Regions from separate parts of the Homo sapiens genome. Here region 1 is linked to region 2. Evidence: read pairs that join two places in POLR2A ChIA-PET (ENCODE). Cell type or tissue: Caco-2. All regions are shown on one strand. Each heading gives the region's core, and the rest is flanking DNA. Links, peaks and the distances in the headings are about the cores only.

What was found. Peaks named below come from ENCODE experiments on the same cell type or tissue, not always from the same donor. Only the 100,000 strongest peaks of a DNase experiment are listed, where the experiment ranks them.
Region 1: POLR2A ChIA-PET joins it to region 2 with 5 read pairs; 2 of 35 experiments call an interaction of 5 or more read pairs at or near these places.

Annotation. Positions count from the first base shown.
Region 1 is chr11:75,900,327-75,905,326 of GRCh38, forward strand. All of the region lies in intron 5 of UVRAG (UV radiation resistance associated), which reads left to right. Among named protein-coding and RNA genes, the nearest start is that of UVRAG, 88 kb to the left of the region's middle. In Caco-2, for the core only: no CTCF peak of the experiment used is centred there; no DNase peak of the experiment used is centred there.
Region 2 is chr11:76,278,690-76,292,028 of GRCh38, forward strand. It overlaps LOC105369395 (a long non-coding RNA gene), which reads left to right and starts at 5,708. Exons shown (of 5, transcript XR_950333.3): 1 at 5,708-5,940. RefSeq lists enhancers at 12,575-13,339, 13,178-13,237. In Caco-2, for the core only: no CTCF peak of the experiment used is centred there; DNase peaks (open chromatin) are centred at 5,632 and 5,967.

The sequences.
Region 1 (5,000 bases), core at 1-5,000, 380 kb before region 2:
AAGTTAATTTCTGTTTCAACTGTTGTACAAAGCTGGGAATCTTCCCTCATTCTCTTTTTTTCTCTCTCCACGAATGCTAGTTAACATGCTGTCACTGTTGCCTTCTCTTCTTTCTCTCTGCTTTCACCGTTATAGTAATTTGGCCATACATCCTTTCTTCCTATTAGGGTGTATGCTCCTTTAGGGCTGAGGTTATGCCTTACTCAGCTTTAAAGTCTCAGACTTTGCTTACTGAATATTTTTCCATGAGTGAATGAAGTCTACTAGGATCACGTTGTTCCCATCTCTGTTTTAAGGTAGACTTTTTGCTTAAGGGACGGCTACTTCAGCAGGGTTACTTTCAGTCCTCATGTCATGGAGTAGCATTGAAGGCACTTAGTCCACTTCATACTTGGAGTGTGTGCCTGTGATTGTGATTATTTTCTGAGAATATTTGAAGTATGAACAAAAACATCTTCATCTCTGTTGATTTAAATTTAAAATAATTAATTTTAATTTCAGGATCTGTATATCTTTGCTTAATGACACTATTCTTATTTCTCAGTGCTTCTCACTGTTTTAAAGGAGAGGAAAAACATCCTCTGTTGTCTCAAACACTGGGCCAAATCTGAGGGGATGTACTCATTCAGCTCAGGTTAATTGTCTAAGAAGAGGTCTCACCTTTCCTCCTTAACTACTCAGTATCTGGGCTTCGTCAGATCTCAGAGCCAGGGGTGTCTAAGGCTTGATGATGCTTAACAGAGATACGTACACAGTTTTATTCGGCTTAAACTTGGCTGATGCCTAGAAGTGTTATTAATGTCCAAATGAACATATACACCTAGGAACACAGGCTGTCTACTGATTCATTAGGTAGCTGTAGTCATACAAACAAACACTGTATTTTTAAAAAAGTATACTCATTGCATCTGAAAATGTGCTCAAGTAGTAGGATGAGCCATTGTTTTTTTTTCCCTTGCCCATCAAGATTTCTTATTTTACCTAGGTTAAGTAGAAGACGACTATTTTCAAAGCTCACTTATGGTTTTATGAATAAATATAGAACACTGGCAAGTCCTGCTGGGGAGAGATTTCCTCCCAGATAAACACCTCCAGTCTAGATTTCCATGTATCTAAACATGTGTCAAATTTGCCTGGATGTTTCAGAGATACATATGCTCTCCATAGCCCAAACTGAGCTCAGTTCCCTTCCCCTCTCACAACACTTCCTCCTGCTGTGTTTCTTAGTGAAGTGAATGGTACCACAATCCATCTACTTTCTCAAGTCAGAACATAGAGTTGTCCTGAGTCCCTTCTTCTGTGTTTCCATCACTACTGATGGTGGCTGCTACTTTTTTCCTGGTTCTTGACATTATAGTCAGATTTATTTTTCTAAAATGATCATATTCTTCCTTTATTCAAATCTTGTCAGCAGTGTTTGCCCTCAATAATTAATGACTTATGAGGTCTTGCTATTCCTTATTTCTAAACACTCCATCCTTAACACTTTCTCAGGCTAAGATTTGTTCACGTCAGTTTTAGCTAAGGCCTCATTTCTATAGGAAGGTTTTTCTGTGATATACCTCTTAAGTCCAGTGTGGATAGATCCCTTTTATATGCTTCCGTAGCACCTTGTATTACATTTCCCTCTTCACTGACCCTTATCCTATTATATTCTGATTGCCCGTTTGCTTACCTCTCTTACCTGCTACACTGTAAACTGTGTGAGGGCAAGGACAGTGTCTGTTTTCACCTGTTGATCCCTAGTGCTTAGCACTGTGTCTGGCATGTAATAATAATCCAGTACATTCTTGTCAAATGAGTGAATGAAGCTTCTGTAGCAGCAGATCATTAGAAATTCTATTGGAATACACCACTTGGTTGTCATCAGTAGTATAGCTCAGCAGTCCCCAACCTTTTTGGCACCAGGGATCGGTTTTGTGGAAGACAAGTTTTTCCAGGGACGGGAGTGGGGACGGTTTCAGGATGAAACTGTTCCACCTCAGATGATCAGGCATTAGTTAGATTTTCATAAGGAACGCACAACCTAGATCCCTTGCATGTATAGTTTACAGTAGGGTTCGAGCTCCCATGAAAATCTAATGCCCACGCTGATCTGACAGGAGGGGGAGCTCAGGTGGTGATGCTTGCCCTGGGGGTTGGGAACCCCTGATATAGCTTGTTACTCAAAATTGTAATTCTCTGTCTTAGTGGTTTCTGACATTTCTGCATAGATGCCTGCCAAATTATTATACTTTAAATGGAGCTCTTCATTTTTTCTCTCCAAGGTTGCTTTCTCTTCCAGTTTTCCATGTCTTTATTAACTATTTTTTCATTTATCCTGGCCTCAAATTTTATAGTTAAGTGTTGATTTTTTTTAATTTTATCCATTCTATTCAGTCAGCCACTAGACTCTTTTGAGTTCTTCTTTGAAGTAGTTCTGGTATCTGTGGCTACTTTTCCCTCTCCATTGACATAATCCAAGCTCAGATCAACATTCCCAAAGGGCTGGGTCACTGCAGTAGTTTCCTGGCGGACCTATAGACTCTAGTCTCTTTGTATCCACTCTGTCTTACTGCTGCCTGATTAATCTTGCTAAAGGATGCTTTCGTTTTTTATTCCTTTGCTTAAAGATTGTATGGAGTAAATTCTTATTGTCTGCTAGATGTGTCCAACTCTCTGGTCTGATTGCTTTCTCTCCATCAGCCCAAATTCAGTCAGTTGTATAGTACTTTGGGTTCTGTCTCCGCTTTTTATCTCTCTTCTTCCTTCTCCTCCTCCTCCCCACCTTCCTCCTCCTCCTCTCTCTTTTTCTGTTTCTGTTGTTTTTTATTACCATTGCCACTGATGGATTTTGAACCCTCATTATGTCTAATATGTATGGATTTTTATAGTAGCCTCCTATCGGGTAGTTGGACAGTCTTCCTCCAATTTATGAGGTTTGTTAATACCAGAGTAACCTTCCTTAAATGTAGCTCTGATTATAACCCTAAACTGTTAGAAACCTTCCATGAGTTCTTACTGCCCATAGGTTGTCTTTACATTTTAGCATGGTATTCAAGACTTGCTGTGTTCTGGCCCTCCTTACTTACTTATTCAGCTGTATCTCCCACTACTTCCCTCTCCAGGGATCCAAATAATTTCCACGTCACTGAAGCTAAACGAATTGGACTACTATTTAATTTTCTCTGAATGCAGCTTGTGTTTTCCTGCTGTCATGCTTTGGCTAAAGGTGTTCAGTCTGTGTGGGACTTTCCTTCACTGCCATTCAGCTTTTCAGTACTACTTAATCCATCCCAAATACTGCCACCCCTGCAGTCTTTGATGTTCCTGCTCTACCAGATGGAATCTTTACTGCAGCAGAACTCCTGTAGCTTTTTAAAAAGCCTTTCTTATGGCACTCTTGCATTATTTGATTCACTTGGAACCTTCACTGGGTTGTGTTCTCTATGAGGACAGTAGTAATAATTGCCTAACACCATCTATGTACTCGGTGTTCAGTAAACACTGAAAGGAATAAGTATATGTATAATGCTATTTGCTTCCTAATCAGTTATCCTACTAACTGCGTTATTTCTGTATACATTTTGTAGTTTTAATGAAGTTAAGGACAGTCTTGTGTTGTTGCAGCTAAAAACTCTCAAAATATATAGTAACATGTTTTAAAACGTGACTCATCCAATGAACTAGTACAGGGATAAGCAAACTGTAGTCCAGCACATATTTTTGTATAGCTTGCGACTAAGAATGATTTTACATTTTTAAAGAATTTTAAAGAAAAAATAAGACTATGTGACAGAAATGACATGTGGCCTGCAAAGCCTAAAACATTTACTATGTGGCCCTTTATGGAAAAAGTTTGCTGACCACTCATCTAGAAATACACCTGACTTGCCTGGAATTACTCCTGCTCATTGGATATGTTAAATTATCTATTTCCCTGAGCAGTTTAATAGGCACTCACCCAGACTTGTTACTATTCTGTTCCTTGAAGAATTGTTAGGCCTGACTTCAGAAGAATTTTGAGTGACATGTAAATCTCTTCTGGGCTCTTTGGCACTTGGCAGTATCTCACACAGATAACCAGATACAAATGAGCCGTTTCTTTCCATTATAATCCTTCATCAGAAGTCTGTTGGGATCGAACATCTGGTGAAGTTAGATGTCATTCAGAACAAGGCTCTTAGCATATTTCAAGAATGTTAATTGCTAAGTGATGGCTGAAACAGGAGGGCTTAATAATGTCCTTAAATTGCCTTAAATGTACATGGACTCAGAATTTTTAGAATTGGAAAAGGTCCTAGAGATCATCAAGTATAGCCTGGTTCTTAAGAACACGGGCTGTGGAGCCAGACTGCATGGCTCTTCTCTTTAATCCTCTTTGTGTCTCAGTTTCCACACCTTTAAAGTGGGGATATTAATAGCACCTGTTTCACAGGGGTTTGTGAGTATTAAATGTGTTAACATTTAACATATTAACAGCTAACGTTGACATGTAAAATACAATACTGCCTGCCACACTGTAAATGCATGTAAACATTACTTTTTATATTGCTGTTATTTTTTATTACTGTTTTTATTAGTAGTAGTTGCATCTCATTTTATAATTAAAGAAACTGAGGCCTAGGAGAGTTAAATTATTTTCCTTACTTATGCGATAGGCAGAGTAGATTAAAACCCAGGATTCTAGCTTTCAGTTGAATGTTCTTTCCCTGTTATAAAGTGTGGCTTTTAGTTGTATGTCGGTGGGTGTGGATAAATTTTTTATAGTAAGAAAAAATATTTGGCAGCTTTTTCCGTAAAATAAGAAAAGCTAAGTAGAACATCATTAATTATTTCTCCTGAGAATCTTAAATCTACTTCTCAAGTCTTCTATTATTTGGATTTTGTTGCTGATTTATAAGACTGTCTCCTCTGTCCTTTTTCTCCTCATCTCCTCTTAAAATGTATTGATTATTTCTTAGCATCCATTTTTTAAAATTGAAGTGAAATTAATGTAACATAAATTAACTGTTTTGAAG
Region 2 (13,339 bases), core at 3,237-8,236:
ATGGAGGATGGAGAGGCAGCGGGATTAGGCAAGTGACCAGCAGGTCTAGGGCTGAGGACAGTGTGTCCTCTCCACTCTAAGGACACTGGGAGTGGTGGCAGAGGAGGGGATGCCCTTTTGGGGGTGTGGAAGACCATGTCCCCCATCTCACTCGCCCAGCTGACTAAGGCCAGGCCCTTCAGGCAATAGGGACAGGAACAGGATTGGGGCACCCCAAACTGCTCCCCAAATCAACTTCCTTTTGTTAAAAAAATGGCAAAATCTTTCTGGTGTGGATTGACAAAAATTACAGAGCCATTTAGGACCAGACAGAGGTAGATTCCCAACCCGCCTCTTCCACATAATGCTGTGTAACTTGGGTGAGACACTCAACCTCTCTCTGTCTCCAATTCCTCAACTGTAAAATGGGGCTTATAGTCCCTCCTTCACAAGGGGGTGACAGGTGGGAGAGCTCCCTAACCAGAGCGGGTGCTCAGAAGATGCTGGGCCGCTGGGTCCTTCCCACCTTCTTTTGTTGATTCAATCCAACTACCTTGATGCCACCTAAAGTGGACTAGGCCCTGTCGTGGGCTGAGGACCCACATAGACCAGCGTCACTCCTGCTTTCAACCAGCTCAAGGGTCCCAGGAGAAGTCAATGCTGTGACCAAAATGTTGAGATGAGTGAAGACTTCACGCTGGAGGTGGAGGCAACTGGATGTTTTACCATGATTGTTGAAGTCAGATGATTCAGACACGGGGTTTATGACACTATTCTATATGATGTTGTAAGTTTTTCATGAATCACCTAAAATCATCTCAAATTCTATCTTCCATATGTAATAGTCTCAACAACCAGACGTCAGGAAGCATTGGAGGATCTGTCTAACTTTGCCTCCTCTGGACAAGGTCCAGTTTGTCCATGGAGCCCAGAGCAGGCCGTTCTCCAAAGTAGAACATTCCTTCCATGTCCAGCTTTGGAGAAATGTAGGGTCCTGGCCCCCACATTTCTGGTGATGCAGCCAGAGATGATAATGGTGTCCTTTGCAGCCTGCCGCTGTTGGCTCATGGCCACTCTCCCCTCTGCTCCTATCCTGGGTGGCCTGCAGGTGGGCTGAACCACAGGCGGCAAATATTTGCTGACCGAGGGAACGTATTGTCATTGAATACCACTCAGCAGGTGTCTGCATGTGAGGGGGTGAAACAGGGGGCAGTGGCTGGGGAAGGAATTGCCTGAAGCTTCACACCTGTGGGGAGGCCCAGACGGTGGGTGACCCAGCCCCAACCCTGGTCAAGTTCAAAGGCTGAGGGAGAAGACAGGGGCCAGATCGGATGCTTGAACAACAGGGCGCAAGAAGTAAAGATGTCATCAAAGGCTGAGGTGACAGCTCTGCAGTTGCGCTGAGCCAGAAAGAGCTGGGCACGAGAAGACAGGTCAGGTCCCCACAGCAGAGTGAGGGCAGGGCACCAGCAGCTCCTGGGGTAGCCCACATATTCAGAGACACCCCCTCGCAAGGAGAGGGCAGGGTTAAACATGAGTGGCCAGGTGGAGTGTGGCATATGAGCATCAGGACCCCATAGAGACCCAGATCTACCCTCGAATGTGTGCAGCCTCACAGGGCACTCCTGCAGGTGGAGATAGCAGTAACACCCCCTTGAGATGTTCAGGGCGGAGTTGATGATGGGCTGACACTGTGGGTGGGCGCTCGGTGGAGAGGGACTCGCCTGCCTCTAAATCAGGTCCAGCCCTCAGCTCCAGGGCTGCTCCTAGTGAAGCTGGCCCTGCCCACCACTTGTTAAAAAATATTCCGAATAATACTCAGCTGCATCTTGTCAAGCATCTGCTAGGTGTCCGACAGTTGCTAAGTGCTTCATAGGCCCTAACACGGGATCCTCACGAAACTGCATGGAATAAGTGCTACCACTTCCTCCCTTTCCAGGCAAGGACACTAAGGCTGGGGAGCTGAGGAGACTGCCTGAGTTGCGAAGCCAACATTCGACAGACGACTTCGGGGACCACCAGCCAGGCTGCAGGGCCCTGCTAGTCCTGCGGCCATTCCTTCCTGCAGCTTGCCACCTAGGCCACTCGGCTGGCCCAGAACCACCTGCTGCCTTCTGTTGTCCTTAGAACAGGGAACAGTGGGGTTCCTTAGAACAGACTCCTGGGGTGCCCACTGGTCCTGTGGGCAGAGAGAGACTCTGACCACTACCTTAGGTCTCCCATTCCCAGTAGGGAGAGACTTGGTGGCCTCATGCCCTGTGGAGAGATGAGGGCCTGGGTGGGGGGAGTGAGAATTCGGCCATTGTTGGGCAGGGGTCCTCAGAGCAGCCACGAGTCCAGAGCTCAGAGGGGAACTCACCCAGCTTGCCATGCCAGGGGCTGCCGAGGACCCCGGCCTCCTGCTCCCAGCCAGGTTCTGGCCACGTCGTGGAAGAAGGGGAGGCAGGGAGCAGGAACAGCCAGGTCTCCCCCGATGGGGCCAAGGCATTGGAACCTCCCTGCTCACTGTCTGGGGTGGGGGTTGAAGAAACAGCACAAGGGCCTGGAAACTTGGGACCTGTGGAGTGGTCTTGGGCAAGCCCCTTACCCTTTCAGAACCTCCGTTTCTGCCCAGTTGACCCACTGGCTGAAGTGTCCAGCGAGACAATGTGTGCGAGTGTCCTCGGTGGTCCCCTGCCTAAGCTTTCTACCACTGCTCTTGCTACATGACCTCAGGGCACCTGTGTGGCTGTCCTGGCTGGGCTCCAGGCGGGAGCGGAGCTGTGGTCTGCTCAGATAAGGAGCCCCCCGGCTCCCAAACAGGATGGTAGCAGCCCCACTGTGTGATTTTAGGAACCATCATAGCAGTCAGGCAAACCAGGAAAATAATACTAACCCGGCCAGCTCCTTCCTGCTGCCAGAAATCACAGACGGGAAAGTGCAGGGGCCATGGTGGGCGAGGGTGCTGGGGAAGCCAGGTGCCCTTGAGCCCGCCTGCCATGGGACTCTGTGGGATGTTTCTGGGCAAGGCTGGGCAGGGGGGCTGGTCTCAGCTACTTATGCCCACACCTCCCCTAGGTGGGGCCCTGGGGTGGGGGTAGGGGCACCAGTGCACCAGAGGAGGTTTCACCGGGCTGGACTGGGAAGGCCCTGTCCCTGCCTCCTTGTGACTCTGGAGGTCCCTGGCCCTCTCTGGATGCTGGGATTCCCATCTACATTAGGGGACTTCTTTCTGACTCCCTATGATCCTGATAGGGGCTGGGGGGTACCATCTGCAGGGCCCTGTGGCTGACACAGGCCCAGGGAAGGGTTGGGACTCTGTCTCAGGCACTCCCCACCTCCCCATCTCCCTGCAGCCTGCTTCTCCCATCCCTCATCTGGACTACCCACTTCCTCCCCCGGGCTCCCCACCTCCGAATCTGCCTCACTCATTCCAGGGGGATGCAGACATCACCCGCAAACAAACAGGGCTCCTCAGGGTGAATCTAGGCACCTAGGAAATGTTCGCTTTTGGGAGGAAAGTTCCAGGCAGAGAGAAAAACACACTGAACGCCTGAGGAGACCCGGCCCATTTGGGCACAAGGGTGGCCCATGGTATGGCTCAAAGACCAAGACGCGATGGGGACACAGCGATGGGAGTGGAGGCTGGATGGGGCATGTGGGGGACAGTGAGGGCGGTAAATGCCTGTGAGGCCTGTGCTGGGGAGGCTGCTGCACAGGACGCAGGTGCTTGAGGAAGAAGCTCTGCCCACAGTGTGGGAGGCACGGCACAGGGCCGAGGAAGAAGGCAGAGGGACCGGGGCGGCAGGCCTGGGGAGTGTGCTGGGGTCGGGGAGGACTCCAGAGCCTTGACAGAAGCATCAGGATGGCCCAGAAAAGGGGCACCCACCGTGTGGATAGGAGCCTGGCTGGGCTCCAGGGTCGCCCATCCCGGGGCAGGTGCAGGGAGGTGTCTGGTGTTCAGTGGCCTCAGAATGTGGGGCCTGGTGCAGCCTTGGGGTGTGGAAGGGCTTTCATGAACTGTGAGAAAGAAATTGCTGTTCTTTATATATGACCCAGTCTATGGTGTCCGTGACAGCAGCAGGAGACGGCCTCAGACAGTGTCGTAGACTGTGAGATGGAGGCAGGGGCTGTAAGCGTGCGTGTTCAGCACCCAGTGTAGCATAATTCCCAGGGAGCAGCTGGTCAGCTCTACCCTAAAACGGGCTCTGGGCCAGGGATGAGCAGCATTATCTGTGTCAGAGACCCCACTGTCCCCTGCTAGGGACACTAAGCAGGACCCTGGCAGATACCCCCAGGGGGTCACCCACTCTGAAGGCAGAGGCTGGACTCCTGTGCCCGGGCAGGACAGACCCTCCTCTGCCTCAGCACAGCCCTGACCTCAGCCTGGCCCCTGCTGCTGACTCTGCTGACTACCCTGGACGCAGAGGGGCTGGAGAGAAGGGCCTGGGGGAGGATATGAGGATATGTGTCCAGGGCCTGGGGTTTTCCTATAACTGCAGGTGGCTCATGAAATCCTCACAGCAGCTGTCAAAGGAGGCAGGAGAGGTGAAGTGGGGTCCCCAAGGGCATAATGCAGGAAGCCGCAGAGCGGACTTGACCCCAAAGCCCTCACACTTTTTCTTTCAGGGCTGCTGCCCCCAAAAGGAAGGTGAGAGGTGAGAATGAACTTACCATACCACGTGGCCTACCATGGAAGCCACAGGCTCTGCAGAGTTGCCAGCGCTTCTCAAGCCAATGAATTGTTAGTCTCAGGTGGGAGGGGAGGAGAAGGGGGAAGGGGAGGGAGGGATGGAGAGGGAGTGGAAGCGTGTGGGAACCCCTGCCTGGCTGCCTGGCACTCAGACACTGCTCCAGGGAGCCAATCCCACCCTTGTGAAGCTGATGGCGTCTTTGCCCTGAGTTGATTGGCCTCCCCCAGGGTCTGTGGGTCCCGGTGGGAAAGCTCGATAGGGTGCTGACAAAACACTGGGCTGGGTGCAGTGGCTCACACCTGGAATCCCAGCACTTTGGGAGGCCAAGGAAGAAAAATCACTTGAGCCCAGGAGTTCGAGACCAGCCTGGACAACATGGCAAGACCCCATCTCTGCAAAAAATTTAAAAAGCTAGCCGGGCATGGTGCTGTGTGTGCCTATGGTCTCAGCTACTTGGGAAGCTGAAGCGGGAGGACTGCTTGAGACTGGAAGATCGAGGCAGCAGTGAGCTGTGATGGCACCACTGCACTCCAGCCTGGGTGAGAGAGGGAGAGGAACCCTATCTCAAATAAACCCGCTGAATCAAGGGCACGTGTCGCTGACATTCTGAGGGGCTGTGGGTAATTCATGCCTCTCTGGCCTCAGCTTCCCAATCCATGCAATGGTATGATGATCACCACTAGGCCCATCCCACAGGCTGCTGCGGCCCGGCAAGCTCATGGCGGTGAAAGCATGCATGGCCTTCTCAGCCTCCTGCACAAGGAGGGTGTCAGGATCGGTCTCCTCCTGGGGGCAGGTGCTGAGTGTGCTTGGCACCCGTGGGATCTAGGGGAAAGGAGGCTGCTCCCTGTCTGGTCTGTGGTTTCATCTCAGCCACCTGCACCCCAGGGCCTTGCTCAGCCGAGCCCAGCCCTGTCCCTCCCTGCCCGGCCCTGTCTGTCCCAGGAGCCCCAGTTCCCTAGGCCCCCATTGTTCTCCCAACCCTTCACCCTGTGGCCCTCCCAGCCTGGAGCTCTGGAGACAATTCACATTCCATTCCGTGAATTCCACAGCCCCCACCCCTGCCCTCAGCCTCCTTCAAAGTGGCCGCTGGGGCTGGGGTCTGTCTTTGCAGAGGTGCCAGGCCACATGCCCTGCCCACCTCTACCAGCTATGCCGCCTCTGAAGTTCCTCCAGCGGCACTGAGGAGGGGCCCTGTGGTCGAGGGTGCAGTTAAACGAGGCCCGACCGGGTAGTTGAGCTCAGCTTGGCTGTACTTGTCTTCCTTGGACCTGCTGGGCACCCCCAGGTAAGTCACTGCACGCCTGGACCTCAGTATCCCCCTCTGTAAAGTGGGGCAGAGACAGCAGGGCAGGGTGAAGACAGCAGGGCGGGGCTGAGACACTAGGGTGGGGAGGAGACAGTAGGATGTGGCAGTCATGAGCATGGGCCTTGGAGTCAGACACCCCTGCTCCCACCTTTGACCTGAGCAGGTGGTCAGGCCTCTCCATGCCTTGGTTTGTATCCATCCAGTGGAGAGGACACCAGTACCTATCTCACAGAGGCTGTGGGCTTTAGATGGGTCCCACAGGTCCCCATCATGATGGACTGCATATGTGTCCTCCAAATTCCTATGTTGAATCCTTAACCCCCAGTGCGATGTTATTATGGGGCCACTCGGAGGTAATTAGGTCAGGAGGACGGAGCCCTTGTGATGGGTTAGTGCACTTATAAAAAGAGACTCCAGGGAGCTTGCTTCATCTCGCTCTGCTCTCCACCATGTGAGGATACAAGGAGAACACAGCCATCTGCAAACCAGGAGGCAGGTCCTCACCAGACACTGACCTGCCGGCACCTGGAGCTCAGACTTCGAGCCTCCAGAAGTGCTAGCTCGTTGTCTAAGTCACTCAGTCTATGGGGATCTGGTGTAGCAGCCTGAACAGACTAAGACACCACCAAGTTCAGGGCCCGGCCGAGGTGAGGCTCGAGGGGAACAGCTGTTTCTAAGGGGCCTTTCAAAAGCCCCCTCCCCAGTGTCACTTCCTGCTATTCTCTGCCCCGACACTGGTTCTCCATGTGGTGCTGCCATCTTGCCTTTCCTCATGCTGCCCCCTGCCTAGCAGGCTTCTCTCAGCTTGTCCAATCCTCACCTGCACGCACATGCCAAATGGGAAGGGCATCCATTTTCCCTAGGGATCTGCTGGGCCCCAGCTATGCTAATGTCTCCTACCTCCAATCTTCCCACCTCCTCATTCTCTCTGTGGAGCCTAGCGGGTGCCTAGCACTGTACGCCCACCACACTCTCTGGGACAGGAAACCCCTCCAGCACATCTCCTTGGCCAGGTTCCTGCCGGACAGAGACTTAATTTGCCTTATGATTCAGCTCCCCTCCTGAGCTCCTGCCCTGTGCCTGCCTGGCCTGTGAGCTGCCCTCAGGTGGTTCCCAGGCTGTTGGGGATGGCGGAAGGTGACACCCTCTGAAACACAGTGATCTGAGCATATAGGAGGCTGGGGTATCCAGGGAAGGGGACCTAACTCTGTGGGGAAATGGGCTAACCAAGGAAGGCTTCTCAGAGGAGGTGGCACTGAGCTGAATCTTGAAAGATGAGTAGGATTCATCAGATGGACAAGGGAGTGGGGGTTCCTGCCTCACAGTAGGAAAACATACACGAAGCCCCAAAGGCTGAATGAAGCCACCAGAAGGGCTGCAGAATGACACATCTAACCCTTCACTAGGAGGCAGCACAGGGTAGAAGGGCTGGAGAAGAGCACTGGATTGTAGAAGAGGCCAGATAGAGCCAGGCTTAGGCACAGGGGTGCTGCTAGAGACATGCAATTAGTTGGCATTGCAGCAGGGCTCTCCTGGCTGCTGGCAAGGATGGCTTGGAACGGGTGAGACTGGAAGCCCAGAGCCCAGGGAGGGGCAGGGGCCCTGGCCTGCACAGGAGCAAGGAGGTAATAAGGAGGCAAATTTTCAGGAGCTACTCAGGCTCTGCACCGAGCCCTTCTATACTCTCTGGCCATTTCTCCTGGGCAATCTTTATCTCTACCTCCCTGTATATCTCAGGCCTCTCTTTCCAGAGCCACAGGGGCCACCTGACATCTCACAGGCTCATCTACCTTCCAAGACCAGCTCATCACTTCTGGCACCCCTCTCTATAGTTGCCTCCCAAAGTCTCCCATCTTATACCCACGGCCCCCTGGGCATCAAGCTGGACATCTGGGAACAACCTTCAGCACCAAGTCCCCCCACCACTCATCTGGACTTGCAAAAGTCTCCTTACTGGTCTCGCTGTCATCCAGGAGCCATGGTGAATTACTTAAAAATTCTTTTCTTCAGCGAGGCGCAGTGGCTCATTCCTATAATCCCAGCACTTTGGGAGGCTGAGGTGAGCAGATCACCTGAGGTCAGGAGTACGAGACCAGCCTGGCCTACATGGTGAGACCCCGTCTCTACTAAAAATACAAAATTAACCAGGCGTGGTAGTGCATGCCTGTAATCCCAGCTACTAGGGAGGCTGAGGCTGGAGAATCACTTGAACCCAGGAGGCGGAGGTTGCAGTGAGCTGAGATTGGGCCATTGCACTCCAGCCTAGGCAACAAGAGTGAAACTGTCTCAAAAAAAAAAAAAAAAATCTTTTCTCCAGCCTTAGAGCAAGGCCAGGGCATGCTTGCCCATCACCCTGCTGCACAGCCCAGGCCCTGGCACAGAAAACTGCACACTTGGTCATGTCCGCTTCTCTTTTTCAAGGGTTTCTGACCCTACACAGAATGGCTGCCTCACCTCCCATCCTCTCTCCAGGCTCCTGCGCTCCAGCCACACTGGCCTTGAACCTGCTCCTTCTTGCCTCGGCCTCCACAAGCTTTTTCCTCTGCTTGGCATGCCCTCCCCTGGCTCCTCCTCTGACAAATTCGCTCTCTTCCACCCCTCCCTGCAGAGCCATCTCCATGGTGGCCATCTGTGAGGCTATGACCGTCTCCCACCAGGTTGTGAGTCCCATGAGGTCGAGGCGGCAGAAAGCAGCACCGCTCAGATCCCAGAGCAAGGCAAGCAGGGAGCCACGCCTGCCTCGGGCCTAAGCCCTTGCCCAGGGCTGTCTTCAGAGCTCCTCTCCACCTCCTGGGGCAGGGCGGAGGCTGCTCCTGGCGGGCCCAACACTGAGAACCATCAGGGACTAAGGCAGAACCAGAACACAGGGATTTGCTCTCCTGCCAGCCCAGGCCTGCAACCCCCTCCTGCCCCTCACCTTCTTAGAGTTCCCTGGGGCCTGAGAACCCAGCAGGGTTCCACCCACAGTGCCCCGAAGGGTCACTTCCCTGCCTGCTCCCCTGATGGCCTCCTATACCTATCAAGAGCTAACTCACACCTTACCCTCTTCTGAAGCTGTTGCTGCCCCTCAGGCAGGGCTGGTCACCAGCCTCAGGGCACCCTGTGTCATTAGCTCCCTACTAGTCAGCCTCCCACCCAACCCCCTACGCACACACCAGGTCTGGAGCCCCTTGGAGTCAGAGCCTGAGCCTGCTCCATCTCCATCTCTGTGTCTGCACTCCCAGCACGGGGACTTCAGTTGGGGTTGGTGTGGAACAGGGTGGAAGGTGGAAGGAAGGATGGATGAATAGCAGAATCGAAGGGATACTCTGATCTCCAAACAGCCCCAGCCAGTTCTCCTCCCCCTCTGGTACCTCCTGCTCCACCTCCTGGGCAGGAGAGCAGCAGACCTAGCCCTCCCATTGCCAGTCCTGATTTGTAGGGTCTCTGAGGTGGTGAAAGGAGTCTAGGCCCCTTTCCCCTTCCTGCTTGGCCCACGTGCACCTCCTGGAGTCTCAGCGCCAGAGAAACCCCCTCTGGAGGGAGGCATCTCTCAGCAATGTCAGGGAAGGGACACGGTCAGCTCGTTTGTCAGCCCTGCTGGTCAACACCTGCCCGCCTCACAGGGAGGGGCTGGCGCTGGCCTCCCCTCCGGGGCCTGTTTCCCTTGGAGCCCTTTCCCAGAGCTGTCTAGAGCTCCCCACGAGCAAGCCCTGCTCATTTCCTTCTGAAAATACAAACCACTTCCTGCCTTCGCAGAGAACTGCTCCGGTGAAATGGGCCATGGTCTCGGAGTCGTCTATGCACCACCCCCCACGACCCAGCTGGTCAGAGCTGTGCCCCCGCCTCCCCGACCACACAGTCAGCCCATCCACAGGCTCCGTCCAAGTCCTCCTGCCTATCCAGCCCTGCACAAAGGAGCGGGGCAGGAGCAGGGTGTTCTTTGATTCCACAGACCTCCAGCGACATCTCCTCTGTGCCAGGACCTCAGCTGGCCACAGGGGAACCAAGTCAGCATGCCCTAGCACTGCCTATGGCTCTGCCAGCCTGGACACTGTCATCCCACATCCGGGTTTGCATTCTGACTCGGCCACTCTCAAGGCCATTTGGCCCCAGCAAATGCCTGGACCTAGGCCCCAGGTGCAGAGAGAACAGGGCTACGGGAGGAGCAGAGGAAGTAAGGTGTTTCTCACTGCAAAGCCCTCAACAAATCTTAGATAATAAGCAGGTGGCAAGGCTACAAATGCTTGGGGCTCAGCGAGCAGTTCACTCTGGAAGGGGTGAAGAGCTTCACAAACCATGATGTGGAGAACAAGAGCCTGCAGCCCCTGGAGACCAGGACCTCGAGGTCTGCCCCCCACAACCTCTGCCCAGGATCCCAGTGTACAGAAGGGGACACTGAGGTCCAGAGCGGAGCATGACCTGTCTCAGGTCCCACACTGAATCATGGCAGTGCCTGGGGTGGAAGGGACCATCAAAGCCAGGTTCACTGCAGGTGCCCTCACAACCCTAGACAAAGGGGAAGAGGAGGCAGGAAGGGGAGGCTATGGAGAGGATGGGGGCCAGGGGAGGCACAGGGGTGAAGCCTGGGGCAGGGATGAGGGGGCAGCAGGTGAACAGATGTGCGATGCACACACACAGCTGATGACCCCTGGATGCCCCCAGGCCCTGCAGACTCCCCATGCCCATCCATCCTCAAACCCGCTCTCCCTGGGTTCTCTCAGAAATGGCACTTCCAGAAGCCCAGCCAGACGGTGGGCATCCCCTGAATGACCCGCCTTCCCCTCCCTCCCCACAGTGAACTTGTCTACACCTCATGAAAACCTCTCCACGGTGACGATGTGAAGCACCTGGAGCTCACACAATGCTGGGCGAGTATAACTGAGTACAAATACTTTGGAACACTGTGTCACACATAAAGCTGAACATCTCCTATGAACCAGCAATCTACTCTTAGGGACATATCCAGTGGTGTGCTGGTAAATGTATAACAACCAGCTCTCAAAAAAAAAAAATAAATAAATAAAAAGCTGGGCGAGGTGGCTCACGCCTGTAATCCCAGCACTTTGGGAGGCCGAGGCAGCTGGATCACCTGAGGCCAGGAGTTCGAGACCAGCCTGGCCAACATGGTGAAACCCAGTCTCTACTAAAAATACAAAAATTAGCCAGTCATGGTGGCGGGCACCTGTAGTCCCAGCTACTCAGGGGGCTGAGGCAGGAGAATCATCTTTTTTTTTTTTTTTTTGAGACAGCGTCTTGCTCTGTTGCCCAGGCTGGAGTGCAGTGGCGCGATCTCAGCTCACTGCAAGCTCCGCCACCCGGGTTTATGCCATTCTCCTGAAGAATCATTTAAACATGCAAGGCGGAGGTTGCAGTGAGCCGAGATAGGATCATTGCACTCCAGCCTGGGCCACAGAGTGAGAATTCCTTAAAAAAAAAAAAAAAAAAAAAAGGAAGAAAGAAAGGAAAAGTCCTGATTTGTAACATTTGCCAAATTCTATGGTGTCAATAATCCCACTGTGGCCTATTTGAAACTACCAATGCAATGCCCCGGAACGCAGAGTTGGGAAGAGATGCATGTAATGGACTCTTTTTTTGAGACAGGGTCTCCCTCTATCACCCAGGCTGGAGTGCAGTGGTGCAATTTCGGCTCACTACAACCTCCGCCTCCCGGGTTCAGTCGATTCTTCTGCCTCAGCCTCCGGAGTAGCTGGGATTATAAGCGCCTGCTACCACACCCAGCAAATTTTTGTATTTTTAGTAGAGACAGGGTTTCACCATGTTGGCCAGGCTGGTCTCGAACTCCTGACTTCAAAGTGATCTGCCTGCCTTGGCCTCCCAAAGTGCTGGGATTATAGGCGTGAGCCACCGTGCCCCGTCACATGTCATGGACTCTTGCAAGCTGGCTCCGGCACATCACTGAATGTATCCCGCACACTTGTGTACAAATGCACCCCCATAGACAGGTTCTGGCATGCTCATAGCAGCACTGTTCCTAAAGCTCCAACCCAGACACTACCCAAATGCCCACCAACAGTAGAAAGGGAAAATCAATTGTGATCCCTTCACACAACAGAATGCAATACAGCAATGAGAGTGGCCAGCCACTGCTACTACATGCAGCCCCATGGAGGACTCTCACAGATACAACTCTGAACGAAAGAGGCCAGGCGTGAACAGCACAGGTGGAACTGAGGAGTCCCAACCCAGGGCAGGAAGGGCACAAGAACATCGTCCTGTTTGTGGACTCACCTGGTAGTTACCCGGATGTGTTCACTTTTGATAATTTATTAAGGAATATTTTTATGATTGGTGCACTTTCCTGTATGCATGTTATATTTCAAAAACAAGTTTTCATGAAAAAAAAAAAAAGCAAACAAATACAAATGCTGTCTGCTGTCCCCTCCTGTCCTCCCATGCCCTTGCCCTGTGCAGGCCAGCACCGCCTCCCCCTGGATGGCTGCCCTGGCCTTCCTCTCATGTGCTCACCTCCCCATACCTCCCACTCCCACTCCAAATTATAGTCGCCAGGCTTAGCAATAAAAGTACACAAATGCCAAAAAAGTTATTCACTGTTTATCTGAAATTCACATTTGACTGAGGGTCCTATGTTTGACCTGACAACTCTACTCCTGATGCGTGTTCAACCCCCGCCTCCTGAGAGGTCTTCCTCAAAGGCAAATTGGGCCATGTCCCTCCCCTTCCCCTGCTCCCCTCTGGCCTAGGACTCACCAAACTCCTTAGTATGATTTTTAAGACTCTCCATTTCCAGCCCCCTCCAGTGTTTTCCAGTCCCACACTCTAACTACACCAAACTTCTCATGCATTCATTCCTTCAAAAGATGTTTGCTGAGTGCTCGCTGTGTGCCAGGCCCTCTTCCCAGCCACACCGTTCCCTCTAGAGGACTGTCACTCTGCAGGTGCTGTTTTCCCTGCCTGCCTTCGGTGCCTTCCATAGCTGGGCACCCTGATGAACTCATCTTCAGAATGCAGGTCAGGCCTCCGCCTCCCCCAGGGCACACCCCCACCCTCCTGACCTCGGTCTATGTTAGGGGCCCCTCCCTGGGGCTCCTCTTTGTCCCAGCTCTGAGCACACCGCTTTGTCATTGTCATTGCCTGTGTCCACACCTGTCTCCCCACCAGACTGTGACTTCATCCTGGACGAAGGCCAGGTCTGACTCATCTCGGGGTCCCCAGCCCCGGCCCAGGGCCTACAGAGAAGCTGGCACCAGGAAAGGTGCGTGGAGTGTGTGGGAGAATCAGTGATAAATGATCACAGGGAGCAGAGTCCTGGAGTTTTCAAGACGGTTCTGATTTCGGTTTCTGTCCAGTTGCTCCCATAAGAAGCCAGCTGTGGCCAGACCACATGTCTCACCTGCTGGCTTAGAAAGCACAGTCT